Regions from separate parts of the Homo sapiens genome. Here all the other regions are linked to region 4. Evidence: chromatin contacts called from ENCODE Hi-C or POLR2A ChIA-PET data. All regions are on one chromosome and are shown on one strand. Each heading gives the region's core, a stretch centred on a gene start or an enhancer-like site at or near the end of the contact. The rest is flanking DNA. Distances are from core to core; before and after follow the strand shown. Region 1 holds the start of CEP112 (centrosomal protein 112). Region 2 holds the start of GNA13 (G protein subunit alpha 13). Region 3 overlaps LINC00673 (long intergenic non-protein coding RNA 673). Region 4 holds the start of ABCA5 (ATP binding cassette subfamily A member 5).

Evidence for each region. Hi-C counts contacts between places; a loop is a spot of excess contacts on that map. ChIA-PET counts read pairs that join two places held with the same protein, here RNA polymerase II (POLR2A). Pooled maps may share reads with other maps.
Region 1: a map of B cell shows a loop between it and region 4 (21-fold over the local background). The contact joins the promoter of CEP112 here to the promoter of ABCA5 in region 4. A Hi-C loop is called at or near these places in 1 of 168 maps with a recorded cell type or tissue (B cell) and 3 of 50 pooled maps. POLR2A ChIA-PET finds 5 or more read pairs at or near these places in 1 of 52 experiments (CD4-positive, alpha-beta T cell).
Region 2: a map of CD8-positive, alpha-beta T cell shows a loop between it and region 4 (13-fold over the local background). The contact joins the promoter of GNA13 here to the promoter of ABCA5 in region 4. A Hi-C loop is called at or near these places in 2 of 168 maps with a recorded cell type or tissue (CD8-positive, alpha-beta T cell and naive thymus-derived CD4-positive, alpha-beta T cell) and 7 of 50 pooled maps.
Region 3: a map with no recorded cell type shows a loop between it and region 4 (24-fold over the local background). The contact joins the enhancer-like site here to the promoter of ABCA5 in region 4. A Hi-C loop is called at or near these places in 3 of 37 single-sample maps with no recorded cell type and 5 of 50 pooled maps.

Annotation. Positions count from the first base shown.
Region 1 is chr17:66,190,882-66,194,322 of GRCh38, forward strand. It overlaps CEP112 (centrosomal protein 112), which reads right to left and starts at 1,252. Exons shown (of 27, transcript NM_001199165.4): 1 at 1,116-1,252.
Region 2 is chr17:65,054,989-65,058,386 of GRCh38, forward strand. It overlaps GNA13 (G protein subunit alpha 13), which reads right to left and starts at 1,752. Exons shown (of 4, transcript NM_006572.6): 1 at 1,323-1,752. The coding sequence starts at 1,605. RefSeq lists silencers at 990-1,249, 1,530-2,039.
Region 3 is chr17:72,419,591-72,422,985 of GRCh38, forward strand. It overlaps LINC00673 (long intergenic non-protein coding RNA 673), which reads right to left. Exons shown (of 4, transcript NR_152516.1): 3 at 1,110-1,476. Among named protein-coding and RNA genes, the nearest start is that of LINC02003, 78 kb to the left of the region's middle. RefSeq lists enhancers at 1,357-2,556, 1,947-2,006, 2,057-2,186, 2,800-3,209, 3,290-3,395. Within about 2 kb of position 1,746, at least 15 of the 41 ENCODE cell types and tissues checked have a DNase peak (open chromatin) inside an H3K27ac peak, as active enhancers do.
Region 4 is chr17:69,325,085-69,328,574 of GRCh38, forward strand. It overlaps ABCA5 (ATP binding cassette subfamily A member 5), which reads right to left and starts at 2,049. Exons shown (of 39, transcript NM_172232.4): 1 at 1,968-2,049. RefSeq lists silencers at 1,736-1,825, 1,956-2,335 and an enhancer at 2,416-2,555.

The sequences.
Region 1 (3,441 bases), core at 2-2,501, 3.1 Mb before region 4:
AAACAAACGTTCTTGGAAGTTGTGTAAAACCCATTTTGTTCAATCAAATCATATTTTAAATATATTGTGGGTCATTAAAGAAAACTGGAAACGTCGACAAATTAAAAAGGATTAGAGGTGCACGTTTTCTCTGGCTTACACGTGTGGATGTTTTGACAAGAGCCTTCCCTGACTCTACCCGTAGCTCAGTGTGTGCTTTAGAAACAAATCTCAGTTTATTCTCTGGCCCGGCCCTACCATTTCCGCACCATTTCCATGGTCATTTCACAGAGGAAGAAGGAAGCTGAGGCTTAAGTGAGGTGAAGTCACTGACCTAGGTTCTTAGTGGACAGTGACAGCTGGGCCTGAACACTGCACAAATTATTAATACCATGCATTCCACTAAGCTGCAGCCTGACCACTGTGGAGAGGCTCATGGAATTTAATGTGCCTTTTCTATCTTATTTTGACTCATCTTAAAATATTAAAAACAAATAAAAGTAGCCGTGCAATGATCAGAAAAGCTGTTCACATTTACTTATGTCGTTCTCTTGAACACTTAAAAATAATTAACTCAGAAACACAGGGTAGCATCCTACATGCGGCGGTGCTGGGCTTGGGCCTCTCCAAGCGGCCTATGACTTTCTGCAAACCAACCAGCGCCCTGGTTCTGTCCCCGCAAATCCAGCTGATTGTTCTGAGACTCTTTTCTGGGACGGAATTGAAAACTCCAGCGGTGCCGTTCCTGGCAGTCCCTTCCTCGGCCCGCCGAGGCCCAGGCCCAGGCCGCGCTCCTACCTTGTCCAGGACACAGATTTCCTCTCCCAGTCGCAAACCCTTGGGTCAGACTCTTGGACCACGTCAGACCGATCAAACCGGCTGATCAAACTTTACTTAGAACTTTCCCAAGTCGTCCCGGCCTGGATCGCGCTCTGCCTGCCGGGGACACCACAGCGGGCAGCGCCGGGACCCCAGGGGCGCGCGCCCCCCAGGCCCGGAGAACGGGCCCAGGGCCTGAGGGCGACGCCCCTTCCCGAACGGGCCCGCAAGGGCGGGGCGGCAGCCACCGGCGCAAAATTCCACTCAAGAACCTGGTGGGAGGGGCGGGGGAAGGAAATTCAGAAAAAAACGAGAACCTGGCACCACCACACGCAAGCTTTCCGCTCGGCCGCTGCCGCCAACGCCGCCGCCACCGCCGCCCCTGCCAAACGGTTTCAAATCCTTGCGGGCCGCTGGGTCGCCGCCGCCCAGCAGCCCGGGGGCGGGGACTTTCGCGCTCGCATTTCCCCGCCCCCTACTCCACCCCTCTAGCCTGCGGTGCGGTTGCCATGGCGACGTTCCCGGCGGCGGCGACCACCGGCGCCCCAGGCTGGGGGCGGAGACTTCCGCGCGGGCATTTCTCCACCCACAGGTGGCGGCGTGCGCGCGGCCCCGTTGCCATGGCGACGCTCCTGCTGGCCCAGCAACCGCCAGACTCGCACCCCAGCTTGTGGGCCCCTTGGCGGGTCCCCAGTCGAAGCTTCCGGGATAACCCGACCACAGTTTGAATGCTGCTGCCCTCCCGCATCCCGCGCAGAGTCGCTTATGATCACCTTAGGGGCCGTGGCGAAAAAATAAGGGCACAGAAAATGGGGCGGCTGGAGGATGTTCACAAAAGGGGTGATCCGTTATGTGGACAGACATCAGAGTTGAATGGGTCTCAAGTGAAAATTTCCTCACTCTCTGATATATCAAAACCCAAGTCAAATTCTTCAAAAGGTTCTTTTTAAAACCTATCTCACTGGAAGTAAACACCAACAGCTAGCTCTTCCTTGTCTCAAAGACAAATCATGCTAAGGAAAATAAAGGGTACAGAATGCTTTTAAGAATGTTTAGTTTTCAAAAGCATACTTGAACATGTTTATAACTAGGGAATGATATATAATCCAGATAATTAGTACTGAGAATCAAGGATGCAAAATCAAGCATGCAATTGCAGGAATTTAACCAGTCAGTTAATACATTCAAGATAGATAAACTGGCCGGGCGGGGTGGCTCACGTCTGTAATCCCAGTACTTTGGGAGGCCAAGGTGGGCGGATCAGGAGGTCAGGAGATCGAGACCATCCGGGCTAACACGGTGAAACCCTGTCTCTCCTAAAAATACAAAAAATTAGCCAGGCGTGGTGGCACACGGCTGTAATCCCAGTTACTCGGGAGGCTGAGGCAGGAGAATTGCTTGAACCCGGGAAGCAAAGGTTGCAGTGAGCCGAGATTGCGCTACTGCACTCTAGCCTGGGCGACAGAGCGAGACTCAAAAAAAAAAAAAAAGATAAACTACCCTACTCCAGCCTCAGGAGGAGGAGGACATTGGTCAAAGGAAACAAAATTTAAGTTAGATTGGAGGAATAAGTCTAAGCGATCTATTTTACAACGTGGTGACCATAGTAAATGATAATGTATTGTGTTCTTGAAAATTGCTAAAAGAGTACATCTTAAGTGTTCTCATCACAAAATTAATAAGTATGTGAAGCAACGCTTATGTTAATTAGCTTGACTTAGTCATTTCACAATGTTGTGCATAATAAATATATGCAATTTTTAGAATCATAAACTGCATTGCTGAAAGAATATGAAATGAATTTGACAAATGGTGTCTAAATAAACATGAAAAGAAAAATAGAAGATAAATAAATAGAAGATAAATCAAAGAAAAAATGTAACAAGCTCAAGCTCATCTCAGAGGAAATAACTATAGCAGAAAAATATAACTGAAAATGAAAAATGTCTTTAAATATTTCCTCTACTTAGGTGAAAATAAGATGAGTAGATCTCCCTTCCCGCTTTTAAGAACAAGCTGATTGTCATTTTTTTCATTTATATATATCATTTTCATTTATATATTTTTCATTCATATATACACACACATGCAAATAAAAATATTAAGATATGCATAGAGAGTTTTATTATTTATGTTATATGTATATAACATGAAAGGGATACCAGCTTGAGCCTGAGCTGTGTTCACCTTAGAACTCAAGCCTACATGTCATGTTTAGACGACTGGTAGGCAAGTTTCACTTGGAAACTCCTTACCTGAGAACCAAGGAACCTCCTAGAAATTAAGTCATCCTGGCTGAGCATGGTGGCTCATGCCTGTAATCCCAGCACTTCGGGAGGCTGAGGCAGGTGGATCATGAGGTCAGGAGTTCAAGACCAGCCTGGCCAATATGGTGAAACCCCGTCTCTACTAAAAATACAAAAATTAGCAGGTGTGGTGGCAGACGCCTGTGATCCCAGCTACTCAGGAGGCTGAGGCAGGAGAACCGCTTGAACCCAGGAGGTGGAGGTTGCAGTGAGCCAAGATCACGCCACTGCACTCTAGCCTGGGTAACAGAGTGAGACTCTATCTCGAAAAAAAAAAGAAAAAGTAAGTCATCCTAAAGAGATCTGGTTCAATGGCAATATGCAAAATTGAAGGGGA
Region 2 (3,398 bases), core at 502-3,001, 4.3 Mb before region 4:
ATTACTCCATAATGCCTGGCTCTTCAGGCAGTTTTCCTTTACCCAAACGCTGGAAGCTCGGGAGGCGGTTGGCGGGGAGGGGGCGGGGGGGTGACATGCAGAAGTCCCTTATGTACTTCCTGAACAAAAATCCCACTTAAAAAGACCTGCAATCTGTAGCAAACTCCTAAACTGCTCCCCAGATAAAATAAAATCCAGATGCACCTGAGTTACCAGGCGCTGCACCTAAATTTTGCCAAAATGCCTTTTCTATAGAACATACTTGACACGCAGAAACGAGTGTTAATTATCTTTCAAATGACAAAATAAAAACCATCTTTTCGATTTCTTTGAATGCCCAGAAATAAACAACTTGTTTATTTTTCACTTAAGAACAAAGTTTAATTTTAAAACTACTGTCAATAAAGAGCCGAGCCAATTATCTAACTCAACACTCATTCATTGTCTCCATCTGTACAGGATCCACATGACTTTTAGGCCAGTCTTCTTACTACTACATTTCATCTAAATAGAAGCAGTGGTACTCCCTTCCTGCCAGCCCCCAGTTACTTAGCGAAAAGGAGAGTGGAACGTGTTGCACAGAAATCACACGCAAACATCCTACCTGACCGTGACACTGGGGCGAAAAAGCACAGATGCTACATTTTCATGCTAACTGTATGGGTCCACTCTCTCCTGATTCCAGTACAGTCAACCTGACACTCCTCAAGTTTCATATTCTCGCCCAAAAGGAGGCTGTCACCCTACGCCCTTGACAAGAAGTCTCGGGCAAAAAGTTCCCTTATTGCGACGGTTCCAGAACTCGCTTGCTTAGGAGACGGCCAAGGAAGCAGGGAGTTGGGAGCGCATGCGACCCCATGTGACTCGGGTCACCCAGCCAGGGTAGCGAGGTTCGGCCCACATCGCCCGAGCAGGGGATGGGGGTGAAGCGGCTAGGGCTGCTATTGGTGTTCCTGCCTCATCCGCAGCGGGGAGGACAGGAGAGGTCTGCCCACACCCCGAGGCAGCACCCAGCTCGCCCCACTTCCCTCTCGCAGGGGGAGAGACCAGGACGCGGTGGGGGGTGGGGGAATGGCCGTGACGCCCACCGGGGAGACAAGCGGGAGAGCAGGGCGACCCCGAGCATCCTCTCGCCCTGGGGCGCGAGGGCACCCCGGGCGGGCAGGGCCAGTTGCCGGGGCGCGCCCCCTTCCCGCCAGCCCGCCCGCCGGGCCCGTTCCTTCGCCAGCGACACAGCGGACCAGGGCGGTGCCCCGCCCCGCACCCGCCGCCGCCCCAGCCCCCCTGCCCTTAACCCCCGGCCCCCATTCCCGGCCCGGCACCTTTGATCACGTTGCTGTAGATGGTGGGGCGGAACTCCTCGCGCGCGCGCTGGTCGAAGTCCTGCCCGTGGATGATCCGCATCTGCTTCAGGAAGGTGGACTTGCCGCTCTCGCCCGCGCCCAGCAGCAGGATCTTCACCAGCCGCTTCACATAGGTCTTTTCCCGAGACAGGCATTTGTCGATCTCCTTGGACTTGCGTTGCTGCTCGGCCTCGCCACTCGTCAGCAGGCAGCCGGGGAAGCACACGGACAGCACGGACCGCGACGGCAGGAAGTCCGCCATCTTGCCGCCGCCGCCGCCGCCTCGGCGGGCCCCTCCGGCTCCCTCCACCTCCTCCTCCGGCGGCGGGCGGCTCCGGCACCGAGGCTCGAGGGCGGGGAGCGCGGCGGCGGCCCGAGCGCGCCCAGGGAGGGAGGGAACCAGCGAACTGACTCGCAGGGCGGGCCGGGCAGGGCGGGCCAGGACAGCGGGGGAGGGAGGGAGGGAAGGAGGGCGGGCCCGGCCCCGGAGGGGCGGTGGCCCCGGAGCGTGCGCGCTCCCGCTGCCTCCCGGAGGCGCGCTCGCACGCCGCGGCCGCTTCTCCGCCTCCCGCCCTGGGCGGCGAGTCACGAGCTCGATGTGTCGCTCGGGTGCCCGCGCCCGCAGCCGCGGCCGGGCGCGCGGGGAGGGCTGAGGAACCGCGGTCACGTGGGCCAGGCTGGGGAGCCCGACTTTCTGTTTCCCTTTCATGGCCTGAGCCCACTTGTGGGCAGAAGGGCTCCTTCCCCAAGGCCGGGAGGCCGGAGACCAGGTCCCGGACGCGGTTCTTTGGGCTCCCACTTAGCCTCCCTTTCTCCCGCGTTGCGCGCCCGCTGCCCGCTGTCACCGCCCACCCGACCCATTTCGAGGCCACGGACTCGAAAGTTATTCGAACAGAACAGCCGGCGTGAGCCTGGCAGGCCTTTGGTGCATTTTCTTTATTTCATTTTATTTTTTCTCTTTTGAGACGGAGTCTCACCCTGTCGCCCAGGCTGGAGTGCATTGGCTCGATCTCGACTCACTGCAACCTCCGCCTCCCAGGTTCAAGCCATCCTTCCGCCTCAGCCTCCCGAGTAGCTGGGAGTACAGGCGTGTGCCATCATACCCGGCTAAATTTTTTGTATTTATTTTTAGATACAGGGGCTCCCCCCTATGTTGCCCAGGCTGGTCTCGAACTCCTGAGCTCAAGCGATCCTCTAGCCTCGGCCTCCCACAGTGCGGGGATTCCAGACAGAGCCACCAGGCCCAGGCCTGGTGTGTTTTCTTAAAGTGACTCCCTTGACCTTCTAGTCTCCGAATCCCAGAACGGTAACCAGACGTCGTCCACCCCCACTTCCAGCTCTTTCTGGCATTTTCAGACCCCTACCAGGGCTCTCTGTGAGGGGAAAGAACTGGAGTTGATGTTCACTTGAGACGTGCTACCAGGGGCATTTAATGGCTCACTCGTGCATTCCACCTGGGCTGTGATGTGACTTCAGGGACGCTTGGCCGCGCCGGAATTAGCGAGTGGCAGCAGGAGGGTGAGGTCATGGTGAAAATCCCCTACACCGGACACTGTGATGTAGGCTCTTCCCAACAAGGAAGCAGATACACAAACACAACGAGGAATGGGAGCACGCAAATTTTAGCTTTCCTGCCAGATTACAGAGGATATGACCCGTCCAGGGACTTTTTTTCTGTCCTAACAGCAGATTCAGGCCAGGACACCTGAAAGGAGGCCAGGAGACAAGCCACAAGTGACAGCTGTGGGTTGGCAGAGAAACTGCTTAACCGGGACCCCCGAGAGCCGACCTCTTCATTCTTAGTATTTAGTTTCAAGTGGAAAAAGCCACTTTGGTCTGTCCCTGTTTTGGGCAATGCAACGTAGCTTTGGGCTCCTGTGGCTCAGAAACTTCGTATGTATAAGGGAGCGGAGGTAAGAGGTCAGCATTCCAAGAAACTCCCGAACAGGTTTAAATTTTAAAATCGGTACTAATCAGTTACTCCCTGGGGTTGGGTTAATGACCGAGAAGCCTCGACTCAGTAGATTGGCTGCAGTAAACAATGCCTGTAGTAGG
Region 3 (3,395 bases), core at 496-2,995, 3.1 Mb after region 4:
CTACTGAGGAGGCTGAGGTGGGAGAATCACTTGAGCTTGGGAGTTCAAGACCAGCCTGGGCAACATGGTGAGACCCCATCTTCAATTTTTTTAAAAAGCAGCAGCAGAAGCAGCAGGTGATAAACCAGGGCAAATCCTATGCCAGGAGACACCTAAATCAGCACCCCCAATGGTTATGTGACCTGAGAAAGGAACTCCATGCCACCAGAATGTCTAGATGAGCAGTTGGAGGGTCCCTTGGCAAAACCTAAGAGATGGGGTTCTGGGATCTATTTTTGCGCCTGCCCAACCCACTAAGAAAGGGAGAGAAGGCAGAGGAGCTGCTCTCTGCAGCTGCCAAGGGCAGGCTGTCTGCTCATGCTGGAGCCCAGACAAAGCACACCCACCCGGTGGTGATTTATCAGCCGTGGGAGGCCCAAGAAGCTCTTAAGCCGCAGGTGGGTGCCTGTAAAGCCACCCTCCCTGGGGAGCACAGACCTCAGGCCTTGCTCTGCTGCTAATCACCATAAGCACCCCGGTGCCTCAACCCCGATCTGGGTGGCCCTTAACCACTCCCAAAGCCCTGTCACATGCTCAGTGATCTCAGCCGGCCTCACATAAACCCTGTCAAGTAAGCAGGACAGGTGTTGTTATTATTCCCACTTTACAGATGGGGAAAACTCTGGGGGAGCAGTTCGATGGCTTGCTCAGGGCCACCCAGGGAGCACATGTCCCAATTCCTCCCATAGACTAGGCAGGCAAGTGGCATCGCCACTCCCTCTGTGCTGCCTGCCAGCACTTGAGGGTTTTACAAAGGTGGCAACAAATACCAGGGATGTCTCTTCCCCCTGGGCCCTGGGTCCCTTTTTGGACACTGGGGAGCCTGACTCACTAAAACTCCTGTGTCTTTCTGTTCAATCATCCTCCCTCCTCCTGCTTGACAGTTTGGAAGTGGAGGGGCAGGGCCCTGGCAGGAGTAGACATAGCTTGTGCCCAGGCTGAGCCTCCCCCAGGAGCAGTAAAACATGCCTTTTGGGATCTGAGAGGAGAAGCTGCCCATTCTGTACTTTTCCAGACGTGGAGAAAGAAAGGAGAAGGCAGAGCAGATTTGAACTCCTGGCTCAACTCACCAGCCCTGTAGAGGTCCTCAGAGATGAGCCTTGTATTTCACTAAGCAGCCCCAGGAAGCGGTTTGGGGGACTTCAGAGCAGAATGGAGCAAGAGGAACACTGCCCTTGTTGGGGGCCGGAAGTCGGTGGGGTGTGAGTTAGTGATCCTCAGGTCAAGGGCCTCCACGGGAGGATGGGACCCCTGGACCCACATAACCCACGCTTCCCAAAGGCCTTCACTGCAGATTCGACGGAGCCGCAGGAACCAGGACTCAGGAGGTGGCACCTGCAGGGCCGGGAGGAGAGGGACATGCAAATGAGGCCAGGCCATCCACAGCCCACTCCTCCTGGAAGCCCAGAGTCTGGCTGGCAACTTGAACCTGATCTTCTAAACAGGACAAAAAAAGAAAAAAAAGTTGTGATTTCCCCTGACCAACCCATTTCTTTTTCCCCCTTCCCCAACCCCTGTGGAATTTGCACCCTCAAGAGGCACCTGGGGAGCCACCAGCAACTAAGAGTTCAAGGGGCTCCTCTGCATTTGGGGTCAGGCAGAGAGGAGCCACAGCAAGGGAAGGTGAGTGGACAGTTGCAAGCTGTGAAAAGCCAAGTTGCCTCCAGGCATCTAGGCCTGCGTTTGGTTCCCATGACACTCTTACTGGCAGCGTTAATAACTAACCACGTCCCAGACAGGTGCTGGCGGCCTAGCCTTAGGAGTTCTTGTTCAGGGCTGGAAATGAGTCACTTCCCTTTTATAGTTTGCTAGGAGACTGAGTCACCCAGGGGCCGACCCTTTCACACAAGTTCTCACACCCTGGCCAACTAATATCCATGTTCATACCCTAGACCTACCCATCTACCAGGTCAGCCAGGCCCAGTGGGGCTGACCCTCATGGTCTATGTCAAACAGCATCCCCAGGAGTGACCCAGTCCCTGCCTTTTCCCTTTGTCCCCCTACTCTCTCAATGGAGATGGCCCACTCACTGTCCCAAGAGGCAGCTCCTGCCTGGGCAGCTGTCTGAGAAGGACAGAGTCTGACAGGTAGGCGCCCATGCCCAAGGCCCAGTTAGATCCACCTCATCTTTGACCTTACTCTAAACATTGCTCTCATACGTCCTCAATCCTCTGTTTGGAAACCAAAAACACCAGAAGTGGAAAGTTCCAGAGCTGATGAACTAAAGGACAAAACTGCGATGCAGCAAGTCAGCTTCAACCCTCTCGGGAAGGGCAGAGGCTGAAAGCAGGTAAACTGAGGCCTGTGACTGTTAATACACTCCCCTACTTCAGGAGTCAGGTGGGAGGCAGGAGAGGTAGGTCATCGAGTCCAAGGCTCTGAGCACCCACATTCGTCAGGTGGCTCTGGTGTCAGTCTCTCAGGACTAATCTCCTGATAGACAACAAATAAACATCATTAGAGAAAACAAGCTCATATGCATTTTTCAGTAACCCTTCTTTCCCCACTCTCGTATGGCCTCTCTTATGTTTGCCAGCAGGTGGGTACCCATGCCCAAGACCCAGTGACATCCATCTCACCTTTGACCTTTACCCTAAACATTGCTCTCATAACTCCTCAACCCAAGGGGTGCATTTGGTCTTTTTTAATTTAAAAAATTAATTTTTCTTAATTAAAAAAGAGTGTATGTAAGAGAAAAAGAAATAATGAAACTAAAAAACAGGAGGTTAAAAAAAAAAAAACCTCCCCGAAATAGTTTGGGGATTTACTTTTTTTTTTTTAATCCTCAGAAAGTCCCTCTTGCTACCTGGTTTCTAAAACAGACAATCAACAGAGATGACATCAGATTAAACAGCACTGGGTGTCTCACTGCCAGGGGCTCCAGGCAGGTGTGAGACTGACAGGTTGAGAAAAGATGACACTATTTCTTCCCTTAGAAGATGAAAACCAAGGAGGAGAAATGACAGCAGAGGCTGAGCCCCGGGTGTGGTGGGAAACGTGACACCCTGCCAGCCGTTGGCCTTTTGGGTGAACTCTGCTCGCTCCTCTGCATGGGACGACACTGCAACCCGGCGCTTGTTAGTTCCCCCATCTCTCAGGTATCACAGCCAAACTCACCCCAAGGGCTCAGAAAGCTCAGCCTGTGGCTGTCTCACCTCCACAGAGCCCCCTGGACTTTCCAAGCCTGCATTTTGAACTCTGTTGGCTGCGGCCGTGGCTTTCACTTGACCTCTGCAGAGAGAGAGGGGCTTTCCCTGGGACACACGTCTTGCACATAGCAGCTAAGAGCGCCAGCCAAGCTTCGTCGATAGCACCAAGGGTCCAGATGCCAGGAGAGAGACTCCACCCCCAGAGGT
Region 4 (3,490 bases), core at 799-3,298:
CTTGAGCCCAAGAGTTCAAGATCAACCTGGGCAACATAGAGAGACACTGTCTCTACCAAAAAAAAAAAAAAAAAAATAGCCAGGCGTAGGGGCACACAACTGTGGTCCCAGCTACTTGGGAGGCTGAGGTGGGAGGATCACTTGAGCCTGCGAAGTCAAGGCTGCAGTGAGCCAAGATCCTGCCACTGCACTTCATCCTGGGTGACAGAATGAGACCCTGTCTCAAAAAAAAAAAAATGCTAGTTGTCAATATAATTTAACCTAAATTTTATCACAGTGTTTCTTGCTGAGGGAGAAAATAACAATGCAATGGTACACAGAGGACAAGTCATCCAATAAATTTTCTTATGCATAATAGGTCCTTAAAAGCTTGCCCTTAAAACTATTTTTAATCCAACTAATTTACATACTAGAAAAGTTATGACTTAGTACAATATCATAAAATTCTTTTATGCAATCACCCTCTCAACTAAACTCAAGGACAGAGATTATAAATTGTATTCATATCGGTACTCTTGGCACATAGTATGGTATCTGGAATGTAAAAGACATGCAACAAACCAGCCTGGGCAATATAGCAAGACTTCGTCTCTGAAAAACAAATAAAAAATTACCTGGGCGCAGTGACACACGCCTGTAGCCCCAGCTATTCAGCAGGGTCCCTAGAGTCCAGACGTTCAAGGCTGCAGTGAACTTTGATCGCACCACTGCACTCTAGCCCGAGACGCTGTCTCTTTAAAAATAAAAGACATGCAATACACATGGAATGTACTAATAAATTTGCTCTTATAGTGAATGTAAGATTTCCCTACACTAAATCTGTTTGAAAGGAAATATACTCAAACAGCACATATGCAAAGATTAACGCCTCTTTAGTTTGATTTTAACACAAATACCCACAAAGCCCTAACTGCCCTAATAATGTTCCCTACTATGGAGTCTTCCCTAAAACACATACAATATTGCTCTCCCGGCAAACACAAAATATACTAAATAAAGCACCAGAATTAGGGTCTGGCAGCCCGGGTTGGAATCTCAACTCCATCCTTTTACTAGCTGAGACCTTAATAAGTTACTTAACCTCTTTGAGGCCCATTCTCCACACCTGCCCAACTGGAATAACCCCCTCCAATCCTACAGGGTTGCTGTCAGAATGAAAAGAGCTAATACCGAGCCTGGCTTAAAGCTGTAGTCCAGCAAATACTCCTCTTCCCTTAGATTCCTTCAGAACGCCCTTGTAGAAAGTAAACGTGGTTATTATCTTCATTATTTTCGGACTTATTTATTTAAAACGTAAATCGAAGCCTGAGGAGCCCAGGGGAAAACCTCCTTCAGCTTAATAGCTCCAGCCTGCCCAGCTTTCCGATCCAATTAAGTATTTCCATGCCTGGAGCTCCTATTCGTGTTTTAGGATCAGGGAATTTCCCTCCCAAACTGTGTCATGAGATCTGCGCATTTTCTTCTCACTGAAACTCCTTTTAACACGCAAGGTAATGATCCGCGCGTAACCTCGCAGGGAAGAGCAAGCGCTCATTACCCAGCTGTTCAGACGGAAATTTACATCAATATTTGTTTTCCTTCTTTCCCTGAGGTTGCTGAGGGTGGAACGACAGCGTCCAGGCAAAGGCAGTGTCCCGAAGTCCCACGGCCGGACCCGGTCCCAGGGGAGCCTCGCGGAGCCCCCGCCGCAGGGCCCCGACCCCCTCACGTCCGCATCCTGGGCGCTCCCACCGCATCCCCGAGGCTGGCAACCCGCGCTTCCCGGGAGCTGAGGGAGGTCTGTTTCCCTCAGCTCGCCGCCTCTGCCCGCTTCCGAGCCCGCTTCACCCCACACCTCAGACGCCGAACTCCCCTTCTCTCCCCGCCGTCCCTCGCTGGCCAGCCCCTCCTCGTCCCCTCAACTCCCCCAGGGACGGCTGTCCCAGGCTAGCCTCAAGCGCCGCCGCCGCCCGCGACGCCCGCCTCACCTCAGGGCCCGAGCCGCAGAGCTGTCAGGCCTGGACGCGCTCAGTCTGTTGACTCAGTGCGGGTGACCCAGCTGGGATCTGTGCGAGGGCGCGGCCGCGCGCACCCGCGCGCTCCTGGCGCAGGCAGAGCTGGCGGCGCCGAAGTCGCGCCCCGCCTCCTGCAGAGCGCACCTGAGGGCGGGGCTCCTAGAAAGCGCCGCTCCGCGTACGGGCGCGCTTCAGACGCTCGGCCCCGCGCGTCCCGGCGCACGCAGGCAAGCAGCGCGCCCGGAAGAGGAGAGCGGCTGAGGGTGGGGCGAGCGGTGGCGCGCCGCTGCCCAGGGCCCCTGAGCCACTAGAGTCGGGCCTCGTGGCTCTTCCCCAGGGCCTCCCACGCCTGGGTTCTGCGGGGATCTCGCCACGCTCTTTCTGGAGGCACGGGCAAAAACCACGGCCTCGTGTCTCAGTGGTAAACCTGCCGCCTCTTAGCGGGTGACCTTGGCCCACGGCCCTCTCCTCATCTGCCTCGCCCAGTCACGTCTCCTCTTAAGCATCCTTGCCGTCTGTCTCCTGGCATTTGGATGGGCCTCTCTGAACGCGTTTTGAGTCCTCTGCAGCCCCGCTTCCTCCCGCCGCGGCATCTGGAGTGCTGTGGCCCCGTTTCCGTAACTCTTGCCTCCCCTCCCCAGCCTCCTCATTGGCCCTCACACCCCGACCTGGGAGGTCCTCCCACTGAGGGTGCTTGTAGTTCGCGGAGTGTCCTCATCAAAGACTGGGAATGCGGCAGATGCTGAATTTTCCAAACGGCCTGAGACACATGACATCTGTGAGAGACTGGATACTGCACTTACTTTGCTAAAAATATAATCTAGTGTTTTGAGCTTCATTACTCAAAGTGACCTAAATGGGGTCAAAAGTTATTAACACTAACATTACGTATTTTCCTCTCCACATTTCTGTATAGTCACATTCCCTTGCACAAAGACTTTTTTTTTATTCTGTCAATCCTGTGTACATCATGTTTTTTTTTTTTACTTGTCTTTGTGTTATCTGCTTCTCGAATTTAAACCAGGTCTCCCCAACATGCACTCTGCTTTCTAAATTCTTAGGGGAAAAACAAACAAACAAGGAATCAAGTTTTACTTATGGAATATGAATTAAATAGAAAATTCAAAGAGGTTCGTCAGAATCCTTGATGATTAAAACAGCGGTCCCCAACCTTTTGGGCACCAGGGACCAGTTTCATGGAAGACAGTTTTTTCTGGGGGAGGGAGGATGGTTTGGGGATGATTCAAGCACATTATATTTACTGTGCACTTTATTTCTACTGTTACTACACTGTAATATGTAATGAAATAATTATACAACTCACCATAATGTAGAATCAGTGGGAGCCATGAGCTTGTTTTCTTGCAACTAGACAGTCTCATCTGGGGGTGATGGGAGACAGTGACAGATCATCAGGCATTAGATTCTCATAAGGAGCACGCAACCTAAATCCCTCACATGCGCAGTTCACAATAGGGTTCTCGCTCCTATCACAA